4 separate regions of the Homo sapiens genome follow, and regions 2, 3 and 4 are each linked to region 1. The links are chromatin contacts, found by Hi-C or POLR2A ChIA-PET in ENCODE. All regions are on one chromosome and are shown on one strand. The core of a region is the stretch at or near the end of the contact, and the rest is flanking DNA. Distances in the headings are between cores, read along the strand shown. Region 1 holds the start of B4GALT1-AS1 (B4GALT1 antisense RNA 1). Region 2 holds the start of ZBTB5 (zinc finger and BTB domain containing 5). Region 3 holds the start of ZCCHC7 (zinc finger CCHC-type containing 7). Region 4 has its middle 80 kb from the start of MELK.

Region 1 (2,770 bases), core at 111-2,610:
AATTGAGCAAGAGTATGTAGTAGCCAGGGCTCTGTGGGAAAGTGACAGAAAACTCCTATTGGCAGGATGTCATCCTGCCTGCCAGGGCCCCTCACTTACAACAATTATCTAAAACCTAGCATTAGAAATGAGAAACCACCTGTGTGGTAACCCTGGAAGCAACCTGTGGTTGCCTTGGGCCTGTGGGCCTGTAGGTTACAGGTCAAAGAGAAGTCCAGACTAGGCTCAGCCAGCTGCTATGAGGAATGCAAACTCACCTACTCAAGCTCTCTGCCTATGCTGAAACAGGCTAGAGGTCAGAGTTCAGATCATCTGGGCAAGATAATTGAGACTCAGGCTGCTACCGGAAGTACCAGAAATGGGCAACGTGGTGTTGACTGGTTATATTTTAGCCCTCTAACACCCAGAGTACACAAGCTCTCTGCCCCTGGGAGAGATCCCTGCTCACCTAGGTTTTGGGTACCCATACCAGGAGGAGGCTAGGGGGAAGGGCTCTCGGTCACGATCCACACAGAGGAAGAAATGAACACACAGTGACAATTTACTGAGGGCTTACCCTCATTAATTAAGCCCTTATTTACCATTGTTCACAATATCTTCCAAAACAACCCCTTGAAAGGGTGACCATTTATTATCCCAGAAGAGAAATATGAGGTTCAGAGAGAAGTCACTTGGCCCAAACGATCAGGAGAAAAACCCACTCAGGAGAGTGGCTCTATGGCAAGACACGTGAACCGAGAGGTCAGTCTCCTTCCCCACCGGGAGCCTCACGTCAGTCCCCAAAAGGGAGTGGATTACTCGAGGTCCCTACCAGAGTTCTCAGTGCAAGGCTGCTCGAAGCCCTAAGCAGACCCAAACTCCAAAACTTCCTGAGCCTCGGGCCACAGCAGGGAAGTCTCCAAGGCCTTCTCTGGTTCTGGGGCTAGAGGGGCCTCGGGACTTCCCTGTGCGGTCCCGGCCCCACGCCTCCAACAGGACTCCCCAGGGACCCACCTCGCAAACCTTCTCTCCCATCCAGTCCCAAGCCTCTGTCTGGGATTTAAAACTCTGATCCAGAAGAGGGAGGCTGGCTGTCGTAGAAGAGCCAGCCTGAGGGAATGTCTGGGGGACCCTGTCGGGGAAATCCGGGGGGGTCCCAATCCTCCGACTGGCGCCGACCCGAGTCCTTACCAAGCAGCGGGGACTCCTCAGGGCAGGCGGGCAGCGACAGTGCGGTGGTGTGGGGCACTGGGACCGAGGTCAAGTTGCTAGCGGGGCCAGGGCCAGAATCCACGACTGGGCTGGAGTCGCCACCCGGGCGCGGCTGGGAGGAGGCGCCTAGAGGAGGCGGCGGCCGGGCCCCTCCGGTCCGGAGCTCCCCGGAGGACTGCCCGATGGCGGCGGCACTGTTCGAGCCGCCCTGCAGCGGTGTGGAGACTCCGACCAGTTGGGGCAGGCGGCTCAGGTCGCGGCCAGCCAGGTAGTAAACGAGGGTGACGCCAAGGTGCAGAGCGCAGACGGCCACGAGCAGGCGGCAGGCCCGCTGTAGGGACGCGCCTGGCATCGCGGCGCTGCCGCTCAGGAGCGGCTCCCGAAGCCTCATCTTCCCGCCGCCGCTTTAAGAAGGGTGTGGGCTACAGGAGGGGAGGCGACCCGCCCGCGGGCCGCCCGCCAGGCGCTGCCCCACAGCGGCGACTAGGGGAGGGCCCGGAGCGGGGGCGGGCGAGCGGCTGAGAGCTGAGACTCCTCCAGCCAGCCAGACCTGGGAGCGGCGAGAAGCCGCCCGAGGCGCCGGCGGAGAGGGGAGGGGCGGGGCCCCGGCGAAGGCGGGGGCGGGGCCGGGCGCGGGGTTTTCTGGACGAGGGCGGGAAGGCGGGGCAGCCCGTGGCGGGATGGGCGCGCTGGGCGGGGCCTCGGGAGGGTGGGCAGCGGGCGGGGCGCCGTCGTGGGGTCCCCGGAGTATGACTGCAGCTCCGACGCTTGGCCGCGCACCGCCCTCTTCCTCCCGAGCCTTTGCGGCGGAGCTTCGGTCGCGTTGAGCCGCGCCTCCTCTTCCTCCTCCACGCTGCCCTCGACAGGCCGCGCCACTTCCTGGGGTGCGAAGGGACTCGGGTGCGAGCCTGGGCCTGCAGCGCGGCGGCGGAGAGAACGGAGAGGACAGCTGGCGGGTGGTTATCTGGAGTGGTTTGGGGCCGCGGCGGCGTTCTGGCCAGTGGGCCTTGGTGGGCTAGGAAGAGAGGCAGAAAAAGGTTACCCAGGAAACGGGCTTCGACGCCGGGCGAGGAGTGGCACGTTCGAAACCCCCTCCCTAACTCAGCCCGGCTGGACCCCGCTGCTTAACGGGGGGTCCTGCGGCAAAGAAAGTGGACGGGTTGCCACTTCTGTGCCTCCCCATCAGGTAGCCTGGGCTATAAGGGGCTCTCAGACCAGCTTGGTTCCAGATGTGTGTGTGGCGGGAGTCCTGTATACTTTGAAGAGGAGAGCAGCAAGAAGCCTCTAACTCCCAGGCCAGCGTGCAGGAGATCAGCCGGCGTTACAGTCTACACTGGGCTACCCACTGTCCCATGAAGTAGCAGTTCTCCCCATGTCGTAGAGTGGGGCCCCGGCAGATTAAGAAACTTTCCTAAGAGCCCACAGCTGGCAAGAGGCAGAATTCTGGCTCCGAAACCCATGTTTTCTACAGGTTTACCCTTTGTTGATTTGCAAGTAAGGGCTGAAGGCTGTGTGGGTGAGAGACTTAGGCACTGAAGCCACTTGACCTCGATTTGACCCAGAGGCCTCAGGCCCTGAG
Region 2 (2,770 bases), core at 109-2,608, 4.3 Mb after region 1:
TACTGCCAACCACCGTCCCCACAGAAATCACAAGAGTTTAGGCAAATGAAAAGCAAGTTCTGCCCAGCCTTTTACATCTAAGCACAACAGCCCATACTAGGACAACAAATTACCAATGACTTAATGACTAAGGCACAGCATTCTCTTCAACCTCTAAAGAAAAGCCCGTAATGTCCTCTACTTAATACAAGTGAAAAATATGAGAACATGTTTTGGAATATTTTTGCTTCAATTTTTGAAGGTGAAGAGTTCCTTCTATTAATTCAAGTTAACTAGAGTCAGAAGATACTACTTAGTAATCAACTTTACTGTGCTTTCACCTAAAATTTTTCCTCCAAATTATTTAGGATTTGCCTTCTGTTCAGAAAATTAGTTTCCACAATATCCTTCACTATGCCAGAATGCTGACTGACTTAAAAAAAAATGACCATTATGAAAGGAAAAAACTAACCTTCAACACCCCTTAATTCACTGCCTTTTATTATTTACATACAAATCTGTCCTCCAAACAGGAGAAGATGGGACGGCAGTGTCTTACCACCGCATCCCCCACAGCTCCTCGCACGAAGCCTGGGAGTAGTGGGCATTCAATAAATGCCTATTAAACACTTCAGTCCTCTCATAACAAGTTGGGGCATTCCGAAACACTGGCTCCACCCCTCCAGGGTCGGCCGCTGGCTCCCGATGGCAGTCTGCCTATGGCCTTGCTCTGGTGAAATGAAACCTCGTCGCTCAAGACCCAGGATGGGGGCAAGGGAGCCGTCCGACCACATCCCGCAGGGCAGCAGATCCTCTCTTCATCCCGCCAGGCCGCTGGTCCTGAGGCCTTTCCCACCCCATTCGGGAACCTACGTCGCCAGCCGGGGATCCACAGGAGTACCAGCCCCCGCCCCACCCCGCAGACAGCCTGGCGTCGGGACACCGGGGACGCCTGCGCAGAAGAACCCGCCTGGCCCCTTGGCTCCAACGGTAACAATGCTCCCCTCCGAAAGACAGCCAGAGTAGTCCGGGGGCACCAGTACACGTCTGCGCGCTCCCCGACGCCTTGGCGCGCCCCTGGTGCTCAACCTTCCCCACGTGAGCGCGCCCGCCATCACGATACTCGCTGACGGGGTCTCCTCACCTGAGTCGGGCTCCGCCCCCCTCCTCCTCGCTGAAGGAGGCGGTGACCCCTCTCCGATCGGACTCGGCAGTGTCAGAGGAGGTGGGAACGTCCTGACCAGCGTCTCCGTTACGGGACTTCCTCCCCCTTCCACCCGCCCCCCTCCCACCCCGCCTCTAGTCCCCTAGCTCCTCCAGCCAGTTCGCCGCAGCACTCTGAGAACACGGCGGCGGCGCCCGAGGATAAGCGGAAGTGACGTAATGCAAGAGCGCCTACTCCGCCCCATTCCGCCTCTCCCAGTTGGGCTGCAACCAATCAGCAATGGGAAGGGCGGGGCCGGGGTAGGAGTGCAGCCAGCCGGCGCGCGGAACCTGGAGGAATTTACTTAGCCCCCGGAAAAACTGACCAATCCACGGTCCCTGAAGTCTGGTTGTGTTTACTACCGACTGAATCCGTGAGCTCTCTGACCAATCACCCTTTGCCTTACAACATGTAAAACGGTTATCAAATGCCTTTTAGGGCGGGATTTATCACTAAACTGCTCCAGGTTTGGACTATAGAAATGCGGCTGTTCGCTGCAACCAATCAAAACCCTCTGTGGTTTAGGCTAGCGGGCTTTCCGCCTAAATCCGCCAATCACAACAACGACTGCGTGATGTCTGAGGGCGCCGGAGAGGCGGGCCCTCAGGGCAGGCCGTACCGCCATTGGCTGGTTCTGAAGGATTTTTCCACCCTCGTGGTGCCCGGCGCTTTAGTGACCCAGGGCTCTTCTCCGGGGTGAATTCCCTTCGCTGAACACACACACACACACACACGTAGAGGGCTGGAGATTGAGTTCCCACTTCATAGACGTTGGGAAAGATAAGATTCCAAAAAGCTCTTTAGGTTTAACTAAGCCAAAGTCCAGGGTGAAAACCGCGAATAAAAAACGCTGTCCATCGGATGGCAGTTAGGTCGGACCCCGCCCCTCGTCCAGTCCGGGTGGCTGCGCGTCTGGAAACGGTGGCGCCCCAGGAGCCCGGCGCTTGGCCCCGCACTCGGCTGCAGGTCAAATAAGCCTGTAGTCTGCATGCCCAGATTTATAATCACCTGCACTCCCCCCACAAAAAAATAGGAAGCGCTAAGCTCTCCCACTCCTGTCCCAAACGTGGAAGGGTCGCGGACTTGTATGGGACGCGGTCTGAAAAAAGCGAGCCCCGGGGCGACGCTCGGGTTTCCAGGTGCACCCTCGGAGGGAGAACCCGATCCCTGAGCATCGGACACTGGGGCCAGGGAAGAAACCCCCTTTCCTAGGGTGAGGACGGCAGAAGAAAGCTGCCTTCTCCGGCGCAGCGTGTCTGGGAGCGCTGCGTGGCTCTGGAGACAAAGGCAGGCCCGCGAACTCAGCTGGGTTCTTCTGGGGGTGGGGGTAAGGGTCTTGGAGGAGCTCCCAGAAAAATGGAACTCCCAGCCGGGCGCGATGGCTCACGCCTATAATCGCAGCAATTGGGAAGGCTGAGGCGGGCAGATCGCCCGAGATCAGGAGTTCGAGACCAGCCTGGCCAACATGGTGAAACCCTGTCTCTACTAAAAGTACAAAAATTAGCCGGGCGTGGTGGTGGGCGCCCGTAATCCCAGGCAACTACTCGGGAGGCTGAGGCAGGAGAATCGCTTGAACCCGGGAGGCGG
Region 3 (2,770 bases), core at 79-2,578, 4.0 Mb after region 1:
GGCCAGGAGTTCGAGACCAGCCTGGCCAACATGGTGAAACCCCGACTCTACTAAAAATACAAAAATTAGCTGGGCGTGGTGGCAGGCGCCTGTAATCCCAGCTACTTCGGAGGCTGAGGCAGGAGGATGGCTTGAATCTGGGAGGCGGAGGTTGCAGTGAGCCGAGACCGCGCCATTGCACTCCAGCCTGGGCAACAACTGCGAAACTCCGTCTCAGGAAAAAAAAAAAAAAAAAAAAAAAAAAAACCATAAAGAAAGAAAAAAATTCACTCGTAGCTGCTACAAGAAGTGTAATGGCTCATGCCTGTGATCCCAGTGCTTTGGGAGACAGAGGTGGGAGGATCGATACCTTTAAGCCTGGAGCTTCACAAGACAAAGAACTCAGTTGAAACTGCTGCTTATCGGATCACATATTAAGGGCAACTTGAATTGATGATCCCAGGTTGCCCTCATCAAACTTGGCCCAAATAAATTCTCCACTTATATTAACTTTGCCTCAGTTTTTCCTTTAGGTCGACAGTTATTTCTAAAGTTCTACAGATGGGTTTACCTTGTATTAAAATAAGGTGTGAGAAGGGCAAATGAAGCCAGAGGCTCCCAGCACAATCTTGCAACCTTCAGAGACTTCCAAAGGATCAGCATTAACTCCAATATTTAGCAGGAGTGCAGCTCTTCGAGATTCACAAAGTGTTAATCTGTTGCCTAGAATTCCAGAGAGTTGGAGGCGCCCAGTGTGAACTGTGTTCCGCCTAAAAGAAAAAGCGACCAGCCTAAGATCATGAGCGCAAGGGAGAAGCTTGAAGCCATGCGCTCTCAAGTACGCGTTTCCCGCTGCCCAGGTCTGCGGGCCAAGCAGCCAGCCACGCTGGCCCTCGTCATGCACGCGATCAGCTAGGCTCCCGCGCCACGTGGCACTGAGAAGGCGTCCACCGAGCGCCAGGGAGAAGGAGGCGGAGCCCGGCCTCAACCTCGCCCGTGTCCTCATGGGGGTTGTAGTTTTCCTCGCGGGGGTAGAGGGCACGAACTCCCCGGCTTTTGCCCGGTAAATAGCATCTCCTTCGTACGAGTCATTCAAATAATAGATGCAGCCTAGGTAGCTTCAAGAGAAGTTGGGAAGGGGAAGGGGGAAAGCAAGGAAGGCAAACCTAATAATTATGGGCGGGGCAGAGAACGGTTCGCACCCACTACGCATGCGCACATCAGGCGCGGCAGGTGGGCGGGGACGGAAAGGCGGTGACTAGAGCTGTGTTGTCCCCGGAAGTGCCTTCCCTCCCGGGTCTGCGCGGACGCGGCCTCCTTACCTCATTTGTCCTCGCCCCTCCCCGTCCCTCTACGCGTTTTGGTTCCCGGTTGGTGCTTCCTGTTCGCAGCTGCGGCAGTGAGTATGTGTGTGACGGACCCCCGCCGCCCGCGGCTCGGGACCCCTGCCTACCCTCCTTCTTGCCCGCCGGGCTGTGGAACTAGCGCGTGCCCCCTCGCCGGCCTCGACGTCTCCCGTCCGCCCCTCACTCGTGGCAGGGCGCAGCTCCTGGTCCGTCACCTGCGCGCCGCCCCACGCGGCCGGGCTGCGGGTCTAGGGGGTCCGCGTCTCCCTGGCTTTCCAAGGGCTAATGCCGTGATTCTAGAGCGGCTGGGCGTCTAGGGCCTCGGTGAGGGTGGCGTGTCTGCCCTTTTTATTTCCCCGCAAGGCCCCCAGTCTTCTAGGGAAGCCAGTCAGTGAAGCGCGGAGGTCCCGGCGCGCCGAGAGAGAGTCCAGTCTTTGAGGACCGAGTAGTCCTGGGCCACCTCCCGCCTCTGCTGTCAGAAGCAGCAGCTGCAGCAGTAGAATCCAAAATTTCGGGAGCTGTGACCCTTTCCTCATGTAAAACGAGTAGACTTGGACTGTGTTTACTAAGGCGCCCTTTATCCCTCCCATCCTGTGAGCGGACAGTTGCCTTCAACTTTTGGGAAGAGCTGCTGGTTCGGTGGAAAAGCTGTGGCTGGGAATCAGGAGGCCTGGGTTCTAGCCGTGGCTCCCCCACGGATTCGCTGGCGATTCCAGAAAGCTCTTATTGAAGCTGAATTTAAGATTATTTCAGATTGCACAGTTGAATTACGGGCTGCATTAGTAGGGCCTTTTTAGCTCAGTGAATAAGTTTCTCTGAGCTCCTTTCTCCAACTATAAAACGAGAGCGTTCAATTTGATGACTTTTCAGGTCCCCTCAGAAGCTCTTGACTTTGTGGTTTTCTTTTTCTTTTTAAAATTTTTTCTAGGACCGTTAGAGAAATGACTTCGTGTTTGAATAGTTAGGCTGTCGCATACAAAGACTTTTAAATGGATTGTGTGTATACTTAGGAAAGCGTTATGCTTTCAGGAGAATCTGAGCATGGGGAATAAAGTCAGGAAGGATCGCAAGTGAGGATTATATTAATATGATAATTAGCACGGTAAGAGACTGCATGACCGAAGGAAAAGGGCTAAGGGAAAGGTGAAGGAAATGTTTCCGGATAGGATTAGTTCTCGTAAAAATCATATATATATCCCAAGAAGAGCTGGGACTTAAGTGACTAAATTTAGCTTATTTTTTTTCCCCCACTGAAATACTGTGCTCTGTTTGTCTTTTGTGACTTTTGTTTTACACATTTGGATTCTCCATCCCAATCAGATTTGATTCAGAGTGGCCATCGCATTTGAAAAATGGACAGACATTTTAACCCTTTAGACAATTGTGTTTCAACTGTCCTGTCAGGGCAGCTTACTAAGAGTAAGAAAAATTTTACTTTGAAAGTA
Region 4 (2,770 bases), core at 77-2,576, 3.3 Mb after region 1:
GCTTATTTCACTCGCATAATGTTTACAAGGTTTATTCATGTGACAGTATGTATTAGAATTTCCTTCCTTTTTGTTTTATTTTTATTTATTTTTGTTTTAATTATTTTATTTTTATTTATTTTGGCAACAAGAGTATTGCTGTTTTTGCCAAGGCTGGGATGCAATGGCGCAATCTCAGCTTACCGCAAGCTCCACCTACCAGGTTCAAATGAGTCTCCTACCTCAGCCTCCTGAGTAGCTGGGATTACAGGCATACGCCACCACACCTGGTTAATTTTTTGTACTTTTTGTAGAAACAGGGTTTCTCCATGTTGGTCAGGCTGGTCTTGAACTCCCAACCTCAGGTAATCCGCCTGCCTCGGCCTCCCAGAGTGCTAGGATTACAGGCGTGAGCCACCAAGCCTGGCCTTACTGCTTTTAGTTCTTTTGAGTATATACCTAGGAGAAGAATTACCGCATCATAATGGTAACTCTGTGCTTAACTTTTTGAGCACCAGACTGTTTTCTATAGGGGCTGCACCATTTTTGCATTCCCACCAGCAATGCATAAGGGTTCTAATTTATCCACAGTCTTGCCAACACTTGTTATTCCACCCCCACCCCTACCTTTTTCTTCATAATAGCCTTCCTAATGGATGTGAAGTGGTATCTCATTGTAGTTCTGATTCGCACTCCCTATTTCACTTTCAAGCTTAGCACAATGTCTGTTTACTTGTATTTGCCCCAGCCTGGCTTGTAAATCATTATTTTATTTGGGGGTTAATGAGGGAGTGGAGGAGAGAAATTGTAAGAAAATACTGAAGGGGCGCCGGGTGCGGTGGCTCAAGCCTGTAATCCCAGCACTTTGGGAAGCCGAGGTGGGCGGATCACGAGGTCAGGAGATCGAGACCATCCTGGCTAACACGGTGAAACCCCGTCTCTACTAAAAATACAAAAAATTAGCCGGGCGTGGTGGTGGTGGTCGCCTGTAGTCCCAGCTACTCAGGAGGCTGAGGCAGGAGAATGGCGTGAACCCGGGAGGCGGAGCTTGCAGTGAGCCGAGATCGTGCCACTGCACCACAACCTGGGCGACAGAGCAAGACTCCGGTCTCGAAAAGAAAAGAAAAGAAAAGAAAATACTGAAGGGGCTATTTCATGAAAAACGATAAGACAATGATAGACCTAATAGCATATAAAACCAGAAGAGGAGCAAGATGGTATTTCAGAGTATTACAGAGTAATACTTTGCAGCCTTAGCAACTGAAGGAATCCAGATAAGGTAGACCCAATGGAATTTGTAACCATGCTCAGCAAAGGAAGTGAAAATAGCAATGCCAAGTGGAAGGGGCTGAGGCAGGAGATGAAATGAACCACCAATACCACATGACTACTTTCCTTCACAAACACATCACAAGCACATGTGAGACAACTATATGGTTTCCCTGAAATGCTTGGGGATGTAAATTGCAGGGTGAGAGCCAGAGCGAAAGAAAACATGCTGAGCATTTTTCCTCACTATTATCACATTAATAAACATTAGTTTCTATTTCCTTAGGCCACATTCCTAAAGGTGGAATTGCTAATTCAATGTTTTGAAAAGTTCTAATTTCCAGAGAGATCATAGCAATTTATTTGTTTAATCATTTATTTTTATTTAAATATAAGGGATTGAATTGGTCATATTTCTCACTTGTAAGGCCACTCTCATTTGTTATATTTATTTATTCTCTTTTATTCACATTCACTAATCTCATTCCCCTTTCTCACCACAGGCAATTATTCCGATGTGTTTCATGTATATCCTTTTGTTTGTGTTTATTTAAAATATGTAGTATTGGGCTGGACATGGTGGCTGACGCCTGTAATCCCAGCACTTTGGGAGGCCAAGGCAGGCAGATCACTTGAGGTCAAGACTTTGAGACCAGCCTGGCTAACATGGTGAAACCCCGTCTCTGCTAAAAATACAAAAATTAGCTGGGCGTGGTGGTGCACGCCTGTAATTCCAGCTACCCAGGAGGCTGAGACACCAAAATCCCTTGAACCCGGCAGGTGGAGGTTGCAGTGAGCTGAGATTGCACCATTGCACTCCAGCCTGGGTGACGTAATGACACTCTTTCAAAACAAAACCAAAACCAAAACCTCCCAACAAAGAGATTTTTCAAAAAAAAAAAAATAGTAGTAGGATAAAATATGTACTATTTTCTTAGATGTGTGTATTTTTTTCTTTTGTAAATAACATTGTAAGACACATTTTTTTTTCTTATTTTTCTTTTTTGCTGCAGCATGTTTTTAAGATCTGGCCCATTGCTTCTATCTACTGCATATTACTCCACCCATCACATTTTGCCTAAGGTCTTCTTCATTAGGGACACCCAAATTGCCTACAACCAAAAACATCACTGCCATAACTGTCTTTATACATACCCCTTATAGAACCTGTGTGAGAATTTTAGGAGGGTTGTATATATAGTATCAGAATTGGAATTTTATATTTTTTTCTCTGTTATATAGTTTTTGCTTTCATATTTTTATTATTGGTAAGGATAAATGTGTGTGTGTGGTGTGTGTGTGTGTGTGTGTGTGTGTGTTTCTTCAACCACAGTATTCTAGGAATTTTCTGATCACATCCTTAGCCCTATCCTCTATGGCTTCTTTAAAGACTAATTGAGTCTGTAATTGATTGTAATACATTGAATAAATGTAATGCATGAGTCCATAATGATGCTCAAAGAGCAAGAAAAGAGAAAGGAGGAAAAAATTCATTTGCCACTATTGGAAATACTATGACACC

Evidence for each region. Hi-C counts contacts between places; a loop is a spot of excess contacts on that map. ChIA-PET counts read pairs that join two places held with the same protein, here RNA polymerase II (POLR2A). Pooled maps may share reads with other maps.
Region 2: a loop to region 1 is called in a map of naive thymus-derived CD4-positive, alpha-beta T cell, with 6 times the contacts of the local background. The contact joins the promoter of ZBTB5 here to the promoter of B4GALT1-AS1 in region 1. A Hi-C loop is called at or near these places in 1 of 168 maps with a recorded cell type or tissue (naive thymus-derived CD4-positive, alpha-beta T cell) and 8 of 50 pooled maps. POLR2A ChIA-PET finds 5 or more read pairs at or near these places in 1 of 52 experiments (AG04449).
Region 3: a map of ovary shows a loop between it and region 1 (13-fold over the local background). The contact joins the promoter of ZCCHC7 here to the promoter of B4GALT1-AS1 in region 1. A Hi-C loop is called at or near these places in 2 of 168 maps with a recorded cell type or tissue (CD4-positive, alpha-beta memory T cell and ovary) and 5 of 50 pooled maps.
Region 4: a map of CD8-positive, alpha-beta T cell shows a loop between it and region 1 (25-fold over the local background). The contact joins the enhancer-like site here to the promoter of B4GALT1-AS1 in region 1. A Hi-C loop is called at or near these places in 2 of 168 maps with a recorded cell type or tissue (CD8-positive, alpha-beta T cell and naive thymus-derived CD4-positive, alpha-beta T cell) and 9 of 50 pooled maps. POLR2A ChIA-PET finds 5 or more read pairs at or near these places in 1 of 52 experiments (RWPE1).

What each region holds. Positions count from the first base shown.
Region 1 is chr9:33,165,588-33,168,357 of GRCh38, forward strand. It overlaps B4GALT1-AS1 (B4GALT1 antisense RNA 1), which reads left to right and starts at 1,361. Exons shown (of 3, transcript NR_108110.1): 1 at 1,361-1,459. It overlaps B4GALT1 (beta-1,4-galactosyltransferase 1), which reads right to left and starts at 1,749. Exons shown (of 6, transcript NM_001497.4): 1 at 1,171-1,749. The coding sequence starts at 1,582. RefSeq lists silencers at 1,501-1,774, 1,533-1,932 and enhancers at 1,600-2,165, 2,083-2,182, 2,166-2,730, 2,253-2,332.
Region 2 is chr9:37,464,092-37,466,861 of GRCh38, forward strand. It overlaps ZBTB5 (zinc finger and BTB domain containing 5), which reads right to left and starts at 1,359. Exons shown (of 2, transcript NM_014872.3): 1 at 1,124-1,359. RefSeq lists enhancers at 281-966, 967-1,652, 1,653-2,338, 2,339-2,770 and a silencer at 1,187-1,286.
Region 3 is chr9:37,119,246-37,122,015 of GRCh38, forward strand. ZCCHC7 (zinc finger CCHC-type containing 7) reads left to right here and starts at 1,329. Exons shown (of 9, transcript NM_032226.3): 1 at 1,329-1,378. LOC105376034 (a long non-coding RNA gene) reads right to left here and starts at 1,155. Exons shown (of 3, transcript NR_188580.1): 1 at 551-1,155. RefSeq lists an enhancer at 991-1,070.
Region 4 is chr9:36,491,730-36,494,499 of GRCh38, forward strand. No RefSeq gene overlaps it. Among named protein-coding and RNA genes, the nearest start is that of MELK, 80 kb to the right of the region's middle. Within about 2 kb of position 1,327, at least 2 of the 41 ENCODE cell types and tissues checked have a DNase peak (open chromatin) inside an H3K27ac peak, as active enhancers do; they include CD8-positive, alpha-beta T cell, where a contact is called at or near this core.